Regions from separate parts of the Homo sapiens genome. Here region 1 is linked to region 2. The links are chromatin contacts, found by Hi-C or POLR2A ChIA-PET in ENCODE. All regions are on one chromosome and are shown on one strand. The core of a region is the stretch at or near the end of the contact, and the rest is flanking DNA. Distances in the headings are between cores, read along the strand shown. Region 1 overlaps TRIM67 (tripartite motif containing 67). Region 2 holds the start of TRIM67 (tripartite motif containing 67).

The links. Hi-C counts contacts between places; a loop is a spot of excess contacts on that map. ChIA-PET counts read pairs that join two places held with the same protein, here RNA polymerase II (POLR2A). Pooled maps may share reads with other maps.
Region 1: a loop to region 2 is called in a map of Caco-2, with 2.3 times the contacts of the local background. The contact joins the enhancer-like site here to the promoter of TRIM67 in region 2. A Hi-C loop is called at or near these places in 5 of 168 maps with a recorded cell type or tissue (Caco-2, HepG2, K562 and 2 more) and 5 of 50 pooled maps. POLR2A ChIA-PET finds 5 or more read pairs at or near these places in 2 of 52 experiments (CD4-positive, alpha-beta memory T cell and activated CD8-positive, alpha-beta memory T cell).

What each region holds. Positions count from the first base shown.
Region 1 is chr1:231,209,461-231,216,483 of GRCh38, forward strand. It overlaps TRIM67 (tripartite motif containing 67), which reads left to right. Exons shown (of 10, transcript NM_001004342.5): 9 at 4,355-4,517; 10 at 5,915-7,023. The coding sequence ends at 5,980. Among named protein-coding and RNA genes, the nearest start is that of TRIM67-AS1, 25 kb to the left of the region's middle. RefSeq lists enhancers at 1,876-2,285, 2,406-2,465, 5,501-6,002, 5,916-6,025. Within about 2 kb of position 2,016, at least 4 of the 41 ENCODE cell types and tissues checked have a DNase peak (open chromatin) inside an H3K27ac peak, as active enhancers do.
Region 2 is chr1:231,159,059-231,165,993 of GRCh38, forward strand. TRIM67 (tripartite motif containing 67) reads left to right here and starts at 3,000. Exons shown (of 10, transcript NM_001004342.5): 1 at 3,000-4,955. The coding sequence starts at 3,912. RefSeq lists a silencer at 3,042-3,357 and an enhancer at 3,266-3,900.

The sequences.
Region 1 (7,023 bases), core at 766-3,265, 49 kb after region 2:
CACAGCACCCGCACAGATGGGTCTCCCAAGTTACCCAGCGGGCCACACGGTGGTCCTCTGCTGGGATATGGAGCTCGTAGTTTTCTTTCTGGTACGGCTTCACTTTCCTTTTCAACTGTCAACCCAAGCTTGGGTTGCTGCAGGGTGTTAATGGGCACCACTGGGGCTGGTGTCCTCACAGCTGTGACCAGGTCATTGCCACTAACTTGCCTGCAGTGATCCTGGCCACTGCCCTGGTCTCATGTGGGCTTGAGCCTCGGCAGGGCCGGGCCCTTGACAGGGCAGTAGCAGAGGGCATGGCTGGGGTGCTCACTACTAACGAGCCTGCCAAGGGTGCCCACAGCTGTGGCTTTGCCCTGAGACTGGCCCTGGGAGTAGGGTCACCAGCATGGACACAGGAGACTCAGGTCCTGGCCTGTGAAACTACTGGGACCTCTGTTAGGAGGGCAGATGGGGATGGGTCCTCCAGGGCTGCCCCTGAGGCCTGGGCTTCTCTAGGGTGCCTTGGTCTCTCTCCTCAGACACAAAGAAGGCAGTGCCCCCCCAACACCCCTGCACCATAGCTCTGTACTCTTTCTCCTCTCCCAGGGATTTTGTGCTCACACCTGGCCAGCATGTGGGGATGGACGTGGGGGTGAAGAATCCCCAAGGCCAGAAATGGAGAGTTGCAAGTTGCAGCCACCTGAAGCCACCTCCTTGCTATGGAGCCTTGCTCCTGGTCTGCTAAGGGCCATCTCCCCAGCAGGAAGGGGTGAGGAACTTCAAGAGCTGACCTTGACTTCGCTGGGCCCCAGCCCCAGGCAAAATTGACCCGGAGGCTCTCAGTGCTCTGGGCCCACCTGCAGCTCCTATAACAGCCCCTGGGGCACCTTCCCGCAGAGGAAGGACCAGCTTCTTCTTTCTCAGGGAAGCCACGTCTAATCTGGGCCAGGGACTTGCCTGAGGGCCCTCAGGACCCCATCTGCTTGCCTCTTTGCTTGTAGGCAGGGCCCCTTCTCTCCTGAGTCCTGGGGAAGAGGCGGGCAGCTCTGTGCCTCTGCCCGGACACTGCAGGCTGGCCACTCTCCCTCCCACCCACAGAGGGGCCAAGTCCAGGCCCATCAGCTCCGTCTCTGCTTGCTTAAACCAAACTGGCACCCAGATACCCTGTTTGCTGGCAGGAGTGATAACAAGAAGCATTTATCAAACCCTTACTTGTGCTCAATGCTGTAGGAAGCACTCGATGTATCTGAGCTCATTTAATCCTTGCAAAGGTACTATTATTGTTGCCATTTTACAGATTATAAAACTGGGGCTTAGGCTGGAATGGTGGCTTGCACCTGCAATCCCAGCACTTAAGGAGGCCGAGGCAGAAGGATTGCTTGAGCCCAGGTGTTTGAGACCAGCCTGGGCAACTTAGTGAGACCCTGTCTCTGTAAATAATAGTAATTTTAAAAATTAGCCAGGCATGGTGCTGTGTACCTGTAGTTTCAGCTACTTGGGAGGCCGAGGCAGGAGGATCGCTTGTGCCCAGGAGTTCAAGACCAGCCTGGGCAATATAGTGAGACCCTCCTCTCTACCAAAAAAAAAAAATATATATATATATATATATTTTGTTTGTTTGTTTAATATATATATTAAAAAGCCTGGGCTTAGGAAGGTCAGACAACGGCTCGGGTCACGCGGCTAGTTGATACTGTCAGGGTTGAGCCCAGGACCCCAGCCTTGGTTTGTGTGGTGCAGACTCCCCAGCTCTCCTGGCCATTGGCCACCACACCCCTCCCAAGGGCTGCGGAGCACTTCTTGGGCCTTTGCTGTCTTTGACAGCCCCTTGGTGCCACCTCAGTAAGAAAAGCAGAAGGGAAGTGAGGCCATGAGAAGGTAGAGAGAACCTGCCCCTGTCTGCATGTCCTCCCACCCTCGGATGTGGATCGGGTAGGGTAAGCGCTATCTGGGAGGAAGCCGAGGCAGCCGGGAAGTTGGACCCCAGAGCTGACTGGGGGCCTGAGGCTTTGCTTAGGTTGGACTCATTCCTGCACCTCCCATGGGTCACTACCGCCACCCGGTGGTCGGTGTCCAAATAGCATCAACAGTGCGGTTTTAGTTTCCTTCTCCCACCTGCCGGATCCCGCCCCGGGCACCCTCGGGGGAAACCCTGCCTTCTCCGGAAACACCTGTCTGGGCCGCCCACCAAGTCCTCCTCGGGACTTCCTGTCGTGAATCCTCGCTGCTCACCTTCCCTCTGCCCTACCAGCAGCGTCCAGCAGATCAACTCATTATCAATCTGGAAGGACAAACATGGTTTTCTTAGCAGAGTGGCGCTGCTAAGGTTAAGGCTAAGACCTCAGCCCTGAGCGGGCGCGGTGGCTCAAGCCTGTGGTCTCAGCTACTCAGGAGGCTGAGGCAGGAGGATCCCTTGAGCCCAGGAGTCCAAGACCAGCATGGGCAACATAGTGAGGCCCTCGTCTCTATAAAATAATTTAAAAATTAGCCGGGCATGGTGTGTGCCTGTAGTCCTGTTGTACCTAGGCGAGTTAAGGAAACGCTACACTTTGAGACGAATTAAGAGTCCTTTATTAAGCCGGTGGCCAAAGAGACAGCTAATGCTCAAAATTCTCTCGGCCACGAGTAACGAGCTCGATTAACTTTTATACTTAGGTTTAGGAAGGGGAGGGGGACTCAAATGTAATAATTCTACAGAAGTAAAAACATGCAAGAATCAAAAGAAGCAAAATAGTTACAGAGAGATAAACAACTTGAAAGACAAATAGTTACAAGAAGAGCAACGGTACCAGGTGCAAGGTTCTAAATCTTTCATTATAATTAGATATAAGGTCTATGCCGGACACGAACTCAAGGTTTTATGTTGTTATCTCTTAGAGAAAAATCCTAAGAACTTCATACATTGTTGGTGTTAGTACCTTATCAGTTAATTGGGCTCTTTTGAAATGCTGAGGATCTGTTTACCCAGGCCAACTCCTTACGGAAGGGGGTTAGGTGAGGAGCCTTTAGTGTCTTGTAAATTAAAAGGTCAATTGGAGTTTGTCCAGCCTTCCCAGCTAGAGAGAGTCTTATTTACATGAGAAGCAAGGCTAGGTGATTAAAGAGACAAGCAGGACAAAATTCAAAGTAACAAGTTAGAGTAAAAAGGTTAGGCGTTTCAGTCCCAGCTATTCGGGAGGCTGAGGTGGGAGGATCCGTTGAGCCCAGGGGTTCCAGGCAACGGTGAGCCATGATTGCACCACTGCCTGGGCCACAGGGAGAAACAGCCACTCTAAAACAAAAAACCACCTCAAGGAAGGGAAGGAGAGTCTGCAGGATTCGGCCCATGGGAGAAGATGTGGTCAGCCAAGCCCCCCCTTGGGAGCATGTTCCTTACTTTTATTATAGATTCACTTCCACCGAGTGGATGTGAATTCTTACCACCTACAAAGTACGACGTTGCCAACACTGATCAAGAGCACAATGGACATTCTCAACGTTCCGCTATTGGTCACCTGAGGGATAATGACTGCGACAGAGGACTTGATTTCAACTTCAGCACCCTTCTGCCTGCCATACGCTGCTTTTTGAGGGACCCTAGGATGTTTCTGGGAAGATGAGCCAATGTTGAGTAGGGGCCTTTCAAAATTTCCTGAAGGCCTGGATGTCCACATCTTCATCGACCTCAGCATCCTCACTTGCCTAAAACAGAAAAGGGCGCCAAGTCAGTTATTTTCTTTGGCAGGAAAAGGTGCCTTTCTTACCCATTCTCCATGCTCCACAGTTTCAAATGGGACCTTCTCATCAAAACCCGAATTTTCTAGTGCGCAGATCCCAGATGCTGTCAGAAAGAGGGGGTTGAACAGCCTGGAGGTGTTCCTCTAGGGGAGTCTTCATCATGGCCTGTTAACAAGGTGTGTCCACTGTGAGAGAAGGCTCATGTGCCCAGGAGAGCACCTCACCACCACCTTGGGGACTATGTTTAAGTGAGGTTGTTCCCAGCATCCTATATATAATTTTCTTGGCCGGGTACAGTGGCTCATGCCTTTAATCCCAGCACTTTGGAAGTCCAAAATGGGAAGATCGCTTGAGCCTAGGAGTTCAAGACCAGCCTGGGTAACATAGTGAGACTCCTATCTCTACAAAAAACACAAACAAAATTAGCTGGGTCTCATGTCATGCGCCTGTAGTCCCAGCTACTCGGGAGGCTGAGGTGGGAGGATCTCCTGAGCCTGGGAGGGCGAGGCTGTTGTGCACCGAGATGGCGTCACTGCACTCCAGCCTGGGTGACAGAGTGAGACCGTGTCTCTAAATAAGTAAATAATTCTCCTGAGTTATCACCTACATCCCAGGCTGGGTGTGGTGATGGTCTTCCTGGGGACTCTCTTCCCAGGACGGAAGGTGGCGTGTGCAAGGGGGCCACCGTGGGCGTGCTGCTGGACCTGAATAAGCACACTCTCACCTTCTTCATCAACGGGCAGCAGCAGGGCCCCACAGCCTTCAGCCACGTGGACGGGGTCTTCATGCCAGCCCTCAGCCTCAACCGCAACGTGCAGGTACACACCTCCCCAGGGCCGGACCTGGTCTGGCTGCTCCCAACTGTTTGCCACAGGTCTCTGCAGTGCCCTTGGGCAGAGTGGGCCATAAAGAAGCTGACCACAGAGCCTTCCCAGACAGAGCTTATCAACTGGCCTGCCTTGGACATTTCCTGGAGGCGTTCCGTTCTAACCTGTTCACTTGGGACACCCAGGGGCCCTAAGGTGGCAGCTTCTGGAGACGCAGACCTCAGGACTGAGCTCAGTCCCTGGGGAGTGCTGGTAGCTCAGGAGGCCTGAAACAGAGAGAGACAAGAATGAGAGCCCAGGAGGGTGTGAGGAAGGGAGAAACACGGAGGTGCCATCCTTCGTCTTAGTAGAGTCCTCCTCCCCTTGGGATGGGGAGTTGGAGTGTGGGGAGCAAGGTCCTGTTTTGTGGCCCTGAATATTGAGGAGTCTACATCAATCACTGATTGATCGATTCGATCCTCTACTCATTTGCAAAAGGGATTTGTGGCAACCTAAAAGATAGGCTTATGGCCGGGCGCGGTGGCTTACGCCTGTAATCCCAGCACTTTGGGAGGCCAAGGCAGGCGGATCACGAGGTCAGGAGATCGAGACCATCCTGGCTAACACGGTGAAACCCTGTCTCTACTAAAAATACAAAAAAAAAATAGCTGGGCATGGTAGCGGGTGCCTGTAGTCCCAGCTACTCAGGAGGCTGAGGTAGGAGAATGGCATGAACCCGGGAGGCGGAGCTTCCAGTGAGCCGAGATCGCACCACTGCACTCCAGCCTGGGTGATAGAGCGAGACTTCATCTCAAAAAAAAAAAAAAAAAAAAAAAAGATAGGCTTAGGCTTGGCCTGACATGGTGGCTCACGCCTGTAACTCCAGTACTTTGGGAGGCCATGGCAGGAGAATCGCTTGAGCCCAGAAGTTTGAGACCAGCCTGGGGAATGAACAAGACACCATCTCTACCAATGAACAGATAAGCTTTTTTTAATCCAAAAAATAAGAGGTTGGCTATAATTCCTCACAGTTAATAGAATGGGTTTAATAGGAAAGGAAAGAAGGTCATGGCTAGAAAGTAGACACAAATATGTAACCACGGGAGCCAGTGCGTGAGAGCCGTGCTCCTGTGATGGCGTCTACTTTGCCCAGCTGTGGCAGCTCTGGCAAAATGAGGAACCAGTCAGCTGGGTGATTCTTATTATGAGGAAAGAGGTGCAAACCAACATAGCCTTTAATTAGGAATACTGGGGGACGTAATATTCAACAGTCCACAGCAGCCCTGAGCTATTGCATGGATGGCCCTGGAGCCAGCAGGGGATCCTGCCGGTGTCTGCGGTGCTGTCAGAGCCCTCAGGGTCCCTGCGGCAGCCTCTCCCACCCTCACTTGCCCTGTCTTCTTTTCCAGGTCACCCTGCACACAGGATTGGAAGTGCCGACTAACCTGGGGCGGCCAAAGCTGTCAGGCAATTAGCCCCGCTCCAGCTCGGCACTGTGCCTGTGACAGTGACATTCACAGGCAAAACGCCCACCATTCTCACTAAGCTCAAATAACCCACAAAAGCAGGATATGCAAATCATGGGTGCAACCTGGCAGCGTGGAGTGTCATAGAAACACATTTTCTTGGGGACGCAGGGAATGGGTCCACGGGCCATGCTCACAGCTGCCACTGTCAGTGGCAAAGGAAGGTACGTGTGTCACCCTTATTCCACCCAGACATTACGAACACTCCCCAAGAAGGACCTTTCTCAAGGGAGTCAGCATTCGGGCTTCATGTCTATGTTTCCTGCCATCTGTTTTCAAAGCTTGTCTTTTTTTGGAGGGAGAGGAAGGTAGACTTTGAGACTGGCCTCCTGAGAGCGGCAGTCAGGAGCTGCGCTGTAATCCCACGCCCCGGGTGTTGGCCCTCCGTGGGGACCTTGCCTCCTCAGAGTCCCGAGATTGCAGATTCTCATCATGCTGAGAAAGTTATCTTTTAGCTTCTTGGTCCTAGAGTCTTTAGTAGCACCTGCCACTTGCAGACCCAATGCAGGATTGATAGAAAGGGACATTAATCATTCATGCTTGACTTTTGCCTCTCTCACTGAAGTGTTAGAACCTTTTAAAATGGCTTCCTTTATTAATCAGCCAATTGTGTTCTCTCTCTCTCTTCCTCCATCCTTCATTTCTTCTCCCTCCCTCCTTCTCTTTCTCTCTTCTTCTCTCTCTCCTTCCTTCCCTCCTTTGCTCTCTCTTTCTTCCTTTCCTCCTTCTCTCTTACTTTCCTCCATCCCTGCCTCTTTCTTCCCTCTTTCGCTCTCTTTCCCTCCCTCCTTCTCTCTCTCTCTCACACACACACAGGCATGACAGTCTCCTAAAATTAATTCACTCAGTTCTTAGTTCTTAAATCCACGTGAAAACACAAGAATTTTAACAACTATGTCATAGGTCTTCGCCTGGTGATGGCTCCTTTCTGAAACTGGCAGCCCAAGAAGTTAACTGAAAATGCATCCAGATTGCTCTTCTGAGCTGAACCA
Region 2 (6,935 bases), core at 1,750-4,249:
CACCCGGCCCCAGAAGGAAATTTAAATTTCAGTGAATTTTATCCCCAAAGTTTATAATAGGGAGAAACAGAGGTTCAGAGAACTAAAATGACTTCTCTATATGCATATGGTTCATGGCACAGTTGAGACAGAAAGAGGACTTTTTATAAATAATGTTGACGATTGTTAGCAATTATGATTATATACAGTGAAGCATTGAAGCCAGCTTTGTAACTTCAGTTCAGACAAAGGAGTGGTAGGATGCTAATCCCCCAAATGCACAATGTTTTAGCAAAAGTACAGTGCACGGATAAGCTGATTTATGTTGTAGAATTGAGGTGGTGGGGATTGAGAGTGAAAGCTGTCAGAATCCAAATGGAGTCACTAATGTTAAAAAAAAAAAAAAAGAAAGAAAGAAAAAAAGAAAAAAAGCCCTGACAGAGCCATGAAGGGAGAGTTTTCGTGCATAAATACCTCGTAACAAAAATGACTACAAAAGACTCCAAAACCTACAATCTTGCAGAGAGGCCATCATAACCCTACACCAAAAAATACTTCTATCAGGACATCTGCCCAGCAACTACCTGTCCAGCCTTGAGCTGGCATCACCCCTGTTATTGATATTTGTAGCCAAGGGTAATTATTTCAAAACAATTATTCAATCTTCCTCATTTTTTTCCCTTAAAAACCTCTGTCTTCTGTTACCTCCCTGAATACACACAGAGTTTACTATGGCAAGCATCTTTCCATTGCGGTACTTTTTTCCCAAATAAACCTCTCTTCTTTTAGAGAGCCTGTCTCTTTGTTATTTAGGTGACAAGAGTGCATGAGAAATGCATAGGTGTAGAATTCTGATGTACTAGATCACCTCCTCCCCGTGGAAAACAAAACTACACTCAGTCTGAGTGGAGGAGTGCTTGAACTGTAAGTCCTTCTGTACAGGAAAGGAGTTACACACCCCTCCAGGAGGCCACCCCTACCCCCAAGCAGTTTGTTTTGGTCCGAAAATGACAAAGGAGACTGGACTTCAGCCATATGGCTGCTGGTTTGGGGCAGACCTGTTCACAGTAGAACCATAAGAGGTTATGACTTCCCTTGTGGTCACCAGGAGGCTGGGCTGAGCCGGCGTAAATGATGGCACTTGCTAGGGTCACAGAAATGCATCTTTAAGTGCATTCAATTACAGACCTACCCATACACTGCGTTTCTGACATGACCCTGAAGATTCCATAGCACATTTCTGGAAGGCTTATCTGAGAGTTGCAGGCAGGATCCAGCTCATTGTGGCTTTATCTACACAAGGCAGATGAGGACAAGGTTGTTACCATCTCCCATCTGTGGCTACTGATGCCTGGTTAAATAATTGTTCCAAGTCCCCTAGCTGAGGGGAAGTAGAGTCAGGTCTCTTAATGCTGTGCGATGCTCTATCTGGCCTTAGCTTGGCCTACTCTTCAACTTTGGCACAAACTGGAAGCAAGCTGCAAAGCCGGACTAAAGGTTCATAGGATTTTAAAACAGAGCCTGGCGTGGTGGCACAGGCCTGTAGTCCCAGCTACTTGGGAGGCTGAGGTAGGAGGATTGCTTGAGTCCAGGAGTTCGAGGCTGTAGTGAGCTATGATCACGCCACTGCACTCCAGCCTGGGCGACCCAGAGAGACTCCAACCGCCGCCCCCACAACAAAAACAGAAAGTAGGAAACGCCGTCTGTATTTGCAACTAGCTCGTTTAGTTCTCAGACATGAGTATTATGACAATATTCATTTGGCATTTCAGGATCCGAGCGAGGGAAAGCCTAAGCGAGCTGCTGAGTGGGGCCAGTGGTCCCGGGGCGTCCTGACTTCCAAGGCTCTGGGCCTTCGTGCTGCGGCCAGGAGCGCGTCGCCAAGCGCCTCCCCAAGGGTCCCCCTGCAGGGGTTCCTGTCCCCTAGGCACAGAGCCCCAAGCCCTGGGCGCAGGCTGCAGCTTCCCCCTGCCTGACCCCGCCAGCCTGCGCCTCCTCACCCGGGGACTAGCAGAAGCCTGGGCCCGCGCCTGGCGCTACGACTCCGGTCTTTAGTCTTTGTTTGGAGCACGGGAGAACCTGGGACGGAGGGAGGCATGACTTCAATATTCATATCGTTGTTAAATAAACGATTTCCTAATTTGTATCTGTTTCATGCCAGCGTGAAACTTCTGTAGGCAGAGCCGGCTGCGCTGCCAGCACTTTCTTCTGCTCGTCCCCACCCACCTCTGCCTCCCCCACCCAGCCTTCCCTCGGCAGCAGCGGGGAAGAACAGCCGAGCAGACCAAACAGCCGGGGCCGCGGGTGGGAGGCTGTTCCCGCAGCTCGTGGCTGGCGTTGGAGAATGTGGAGATTTTCCCATTCATAAAAGGAACGTCTCCGCTTGCCGCCTTCCCGTCCGCCGCACACCGCCACATCCGCAGCGGGGTAGGGCTGGGTCTGGGGGCGCTGGGTTCCCAGGGGTCTACCCGGGCGCGCTCTCGCCTTTCTCAGGAAACCCCATTTTGTGAGCGGCACCGCGTGTCCTCTCTCAGTCCGTGCACACAGTTGACCTGGAGCGCGGATGAGCACCCTTGGTTGAAAGGAAGAGACAAAATGGCTTGTGGTTCAATTCATAAATAAAACCTCACCCTTGGACTTCAGGCTGCCCGACATTTTGGGACTTGGATTTTTTTGCTTTATCGTAGTTTTAGGAAGCGACTGTCAGGCCATGTTGCCTATCCATTTCTAAACGACTGGCTTTTTAGGATCCCGTTTTCACCCTTCTATGGCGGTGGGTTGGGGGTGGGGTGTGGAACTGGAGTGGCCCAGGGAGACGATGGCAGGGGCGGGGCGGGGCAGGTCGTTGTACTGATTCAAGATACAATCTCCATCCAAATAATGGATTGTTATTAACAATGATCCTCCCTGCAAAACCCTTAAAATTGCCCCTTGATTCCCTAGCAGCAAGAGGCGAGCCCTTATTCGCTGAGCTGAAGCCTCCTCCCCCCTCCTCCCCATTACTCTCTGCTCTGGAAATTACAACTCCTCGGCGCGCCGCGCGGGGAGGCAGCGGCAGCGGCGGGAGGGAGGCGGGGAGGGGATTCCCGAGCCAGCCGGACGCTCGCCCTCCGCCCGCCGGCTGCAGCGTCGCGCGGCCCAAGGTCAGAGGCGCCGCAGGAGCAGCAGCTGGGAACCAGGGAAGCGGGTCAATCCCGGCCGCAGGGAGAAAGCCCCAGGGCGCAGTCAGCCGGCGTCCACAGCCGCCCAGGAGTAGGGTGAGCGGCTGTCTCCGGGCCGGTCGGGTCCCGCCGAGGTGGCCGCGGCCCCAGCGACCCGGCGGGTGGCGGCCCAGGGGTCGGCGAGCAGGCAGCTGGAGCCCCACCTTCGGCTCCCGGGCGCTGTCCGCCGCCTCGTGGTGCTGATCCCAGCCCCACGGCTGAGCGGCCTTCGCACCTGCCTGTCTCACCTCGCTATCACCCCGATAAGGAGTTGGGCCGGGGCAGAAGGGGGGCCTCGGGGTAGCCGCCCACCGGAGCCAGGGGCTGAAGCAGCGAGCGCACAGCAGCCCGGCCGCTGGTCCTGGGGTGGAGAGGAGGCGCGCGCTGCAGCCGGCGGCGGCGCTGGTGCTGATTCATCACCTAAAGCTCCTCGCAGGCCACCGCGAGGGCAGCCGACCGGCTCCGGAATCTGGCCGCAGGTTGAAGCCGCTGGTGCGGGACCCTCGGGCAGGAGGTGAGGACCCCCTCCCTTCTCTCGCCCCTCAATCATCTTAGGGCGGTGGCTACAGGACAGAGAGAGGGGCGTGCCCCTCGGCTGTGAAGTGGGCATGCCCGTGTGATGCCCCCGCCCGTCGTCTCACCGGGGCGCACCGCGCTGGTCCTCCTCCGCCAGTCTCCCGAGCTCCGGCCATTCATCCCCAGCGCAGAGCAGCGCTGGCAGCCGGCGCCGCGATGGAGGAAGAGCTGAAGTGTCCCGTGTGCGGCTCTCTGTTTCGGGAGCCTATCATCCTGCCCTGTTCCCACAATGTCTGCCTGCCTTGCGCTCGCACCATCGCGGTGCAGACCCCGGACGGTGAGCAGCACCTGCCCCAGCCGCTCCTGCTTTCCCGGGGATCGGGGCTGCAGGCGGGCGCCGCCGCCGCTGCCTCTCTGGAGCACGACGCTGCGGCTGGCCCGGCCTGCGGCGGTGCAGGCGGGAGTGCAGCTGGCGGCCTCGGCGGCGGTGCGGGAGGTGGCGGAGACCACGCGGACAAGCTCAGCTTGTACAGCGAGACAGACAGCGGCTACGGGTCCTACACCCCGAGCCTCAAGTCCCCCAACGGGGTTCGCGTGCTGCCCATGGTGCCCGCACCACCCGGCTCCTCGGCTGCGGCGGCTCGGGGTGCCGCCTGCTCCTCGCTGTCCTCGTCTTCGAGCTCCATCACGTGCCCGCAGTGCCACCGCAGCGCATCCCTGGACCACCGCGGCCTGCGCGGCTTCCAGCGCAACCGGCTGCTCGAGGCCATCGTGCAGCGGTACCAGCAGGGCCGCGGGGCCGTGCCGGGGACGTCTGCAGCCGCGGCGGTGGCCATCTGCCAGCTGTGCGACCGCACCCCGCCAGAGCCAGCAGCCACGCTCTGCGAGCAGTGCGACGTCCTCTACTGCTCTGCCTGCCAGCTCAAGTGCCATCCATCCCGGGGACCCTTCGCCAAGCATCGCCTGGTGCAGCCGCCGCCGCCGCCGCCGCCGCCCGCCGAGGCAGCCTCCGGGCCCACTGGCACCGCCCAGGGCGCCCCCAGCGGAGGCGGCGGCTGCAAGAGCCCGGGAGGCGCGGGGGCGGGGGCGACTGGGGGCAGCACGGCCCGCAAGTTCCCCACGTGTCCCGAGCATGAAATGGAGAACTACAGCATGTACTGCGTGAGCTGTCGAACCCCGGTGTGTTATCTGTGCCTGGAGGAGGGCCGGCACGCCAAGCACGAGGTGAAGCCGCTGGGGGCCATGTGGAAGCAGCACAAGGTGAGCCCGCGGGACGCGGGAGTGCAGGTGCCAGGGAAGAGGGTACGAGGAGAAAGGCTTTTGGCCTCTCCCTTGGAGAGCTGACAGAAAGTCGGTCAGAGGGTCAGGCAGGAATTACCTCACTCATTAGCCATTCATTCCATCAGATAGTCATTTGACAAACAGGTAAGGGACTCCCGGTACTTTGGACTGGATGCTGGAGATGGGAAGGGTATGGAAAGATGACTTATTAGGTCCCCACCCACCCGAGGTTTTAGGATTTATGTAGGCACAGGGCACCCAAAACGCAGACACAGGGCTCTTTTACTCCCAACGTCTGACTAATAAGTTACCTTGATGGTCCCTTTTGAGTTAAGGCATGCAGGATCTCCTTTTCCCCTCTGCCACCCTCAGCAACTTATGGCTGGCAATGTGTCCTTGTATCTGATACTGCGAGAAAGAGAGGAGCCATCAAAATCTGGTTAGGTCCTTGATCAGACCCCAAGTCAAGACTAGAGTTGGTTTTTCTAACATTCACCTAAATTTCCCATCCAAATGCCAAAGATGAGCAATTGGACTCACTTCCCCAGAGGTCAATGAACTAGGCCTGGCAGAGTTAGAATCTTGTGGGAAGGACCCCTAACCGCCTCTGGAACTTCAGACACCAATTATTCCTTGTAGTCTTACCAGTAAACAGTCACCGCAGAGGCAAGAGGTCTCCACACAGCCCAGCCAGAAATATATATTTGAATTGAGGAGGAAAATAAAGTAATTGGCCAAGGCTATCCAACTGGAAATAAGCAAAAAGGTGAGCACAGATGAGAGGAAGAGACTAAGAGACTAACCATTCCTATATAGATTTGTTGTTCATATATAGTTACTCTATAGTATTATCTGCTATAATGAGCATACGTTGTTATTATAATTTAACATTTTAGAATAACAAATTAGAAAAAACAAACATGAAACACTTTAGGAATCCACCTTTAAGAGGAGAATTTGCATAATACATATGAAAAAAAGATAAATATGCAGTCAAATCCCTAGTTCTAGAGCAGTAGTTCTCAACTGTGTCCAATTTTCACCCCTTACCCCAACCCCTCCCCAACATTTGGCAATGTCTGGGGACATTTTTAGTTATCACACCTAGAAGGTGCCACTGGAATCTAGTGGATAGAGGCCAGGGAAGCTGATAAACATTCTACAGTGCACAGGAAAACTCCCCAAAACAATTATCCAGCCCCAAATGTCAACAGTGCTCTGGAGAGAAATCCTGCTCTATAGTTACACAGACCTGTATCCAAATCTTAGGACTTGCAATTTACTAGCTGTATGAGTCTAGGCACAATTTAAAACCCATTGGAAAAAAATACCAAACTTAAGACAATTGCGGTAAGGATTAAGTATAATACTGTATGTTTAGCCTCTAGCAAAGCACCTTAAATATAATTGATAAATAACATTAAATGTTGCTGCTTATTGTATAATCCTAATACCTAAAACCAGTGAATTTGCAGAAAGCTACAGGGAAGTAGCAAAGAGTGCTTATTTGGCCTCACTGACTTGGTTAGCTAGAGAAAACATGAGCTGGCAACTTTTGGTAGTGTTTATGCTGAGTCCTAAAATAGCTTTGAGCTGAATCAGAATTGTTGCCTTGAATTAGTTATCATTCATATGATATTTTGTTGCATATTGCTTCACAGTAATTGTAGCTATCTTGCTTATTTCATCTTTTAAGTGAATAAACATCATTTTACAAATAAATTATTTGTAAAAAGGGCTGTGACCAATTACCAAGACAAGAAGTACAGATTCCAAATCTCACATTCAGATTTCACAAACTGCTAAATCTTCACAGCTTAGAGAGACAAAACTAATTCTGAGTGTTGCCACTCAGATGTTCAGAATTAGTGAAGAGTGGAAACCAAAGAGAGTTGAGATGAGAATTTGCAATTGTAAGAGAAATTAACTGTCTTACATGGAAAAGTGAGTTAGATAATG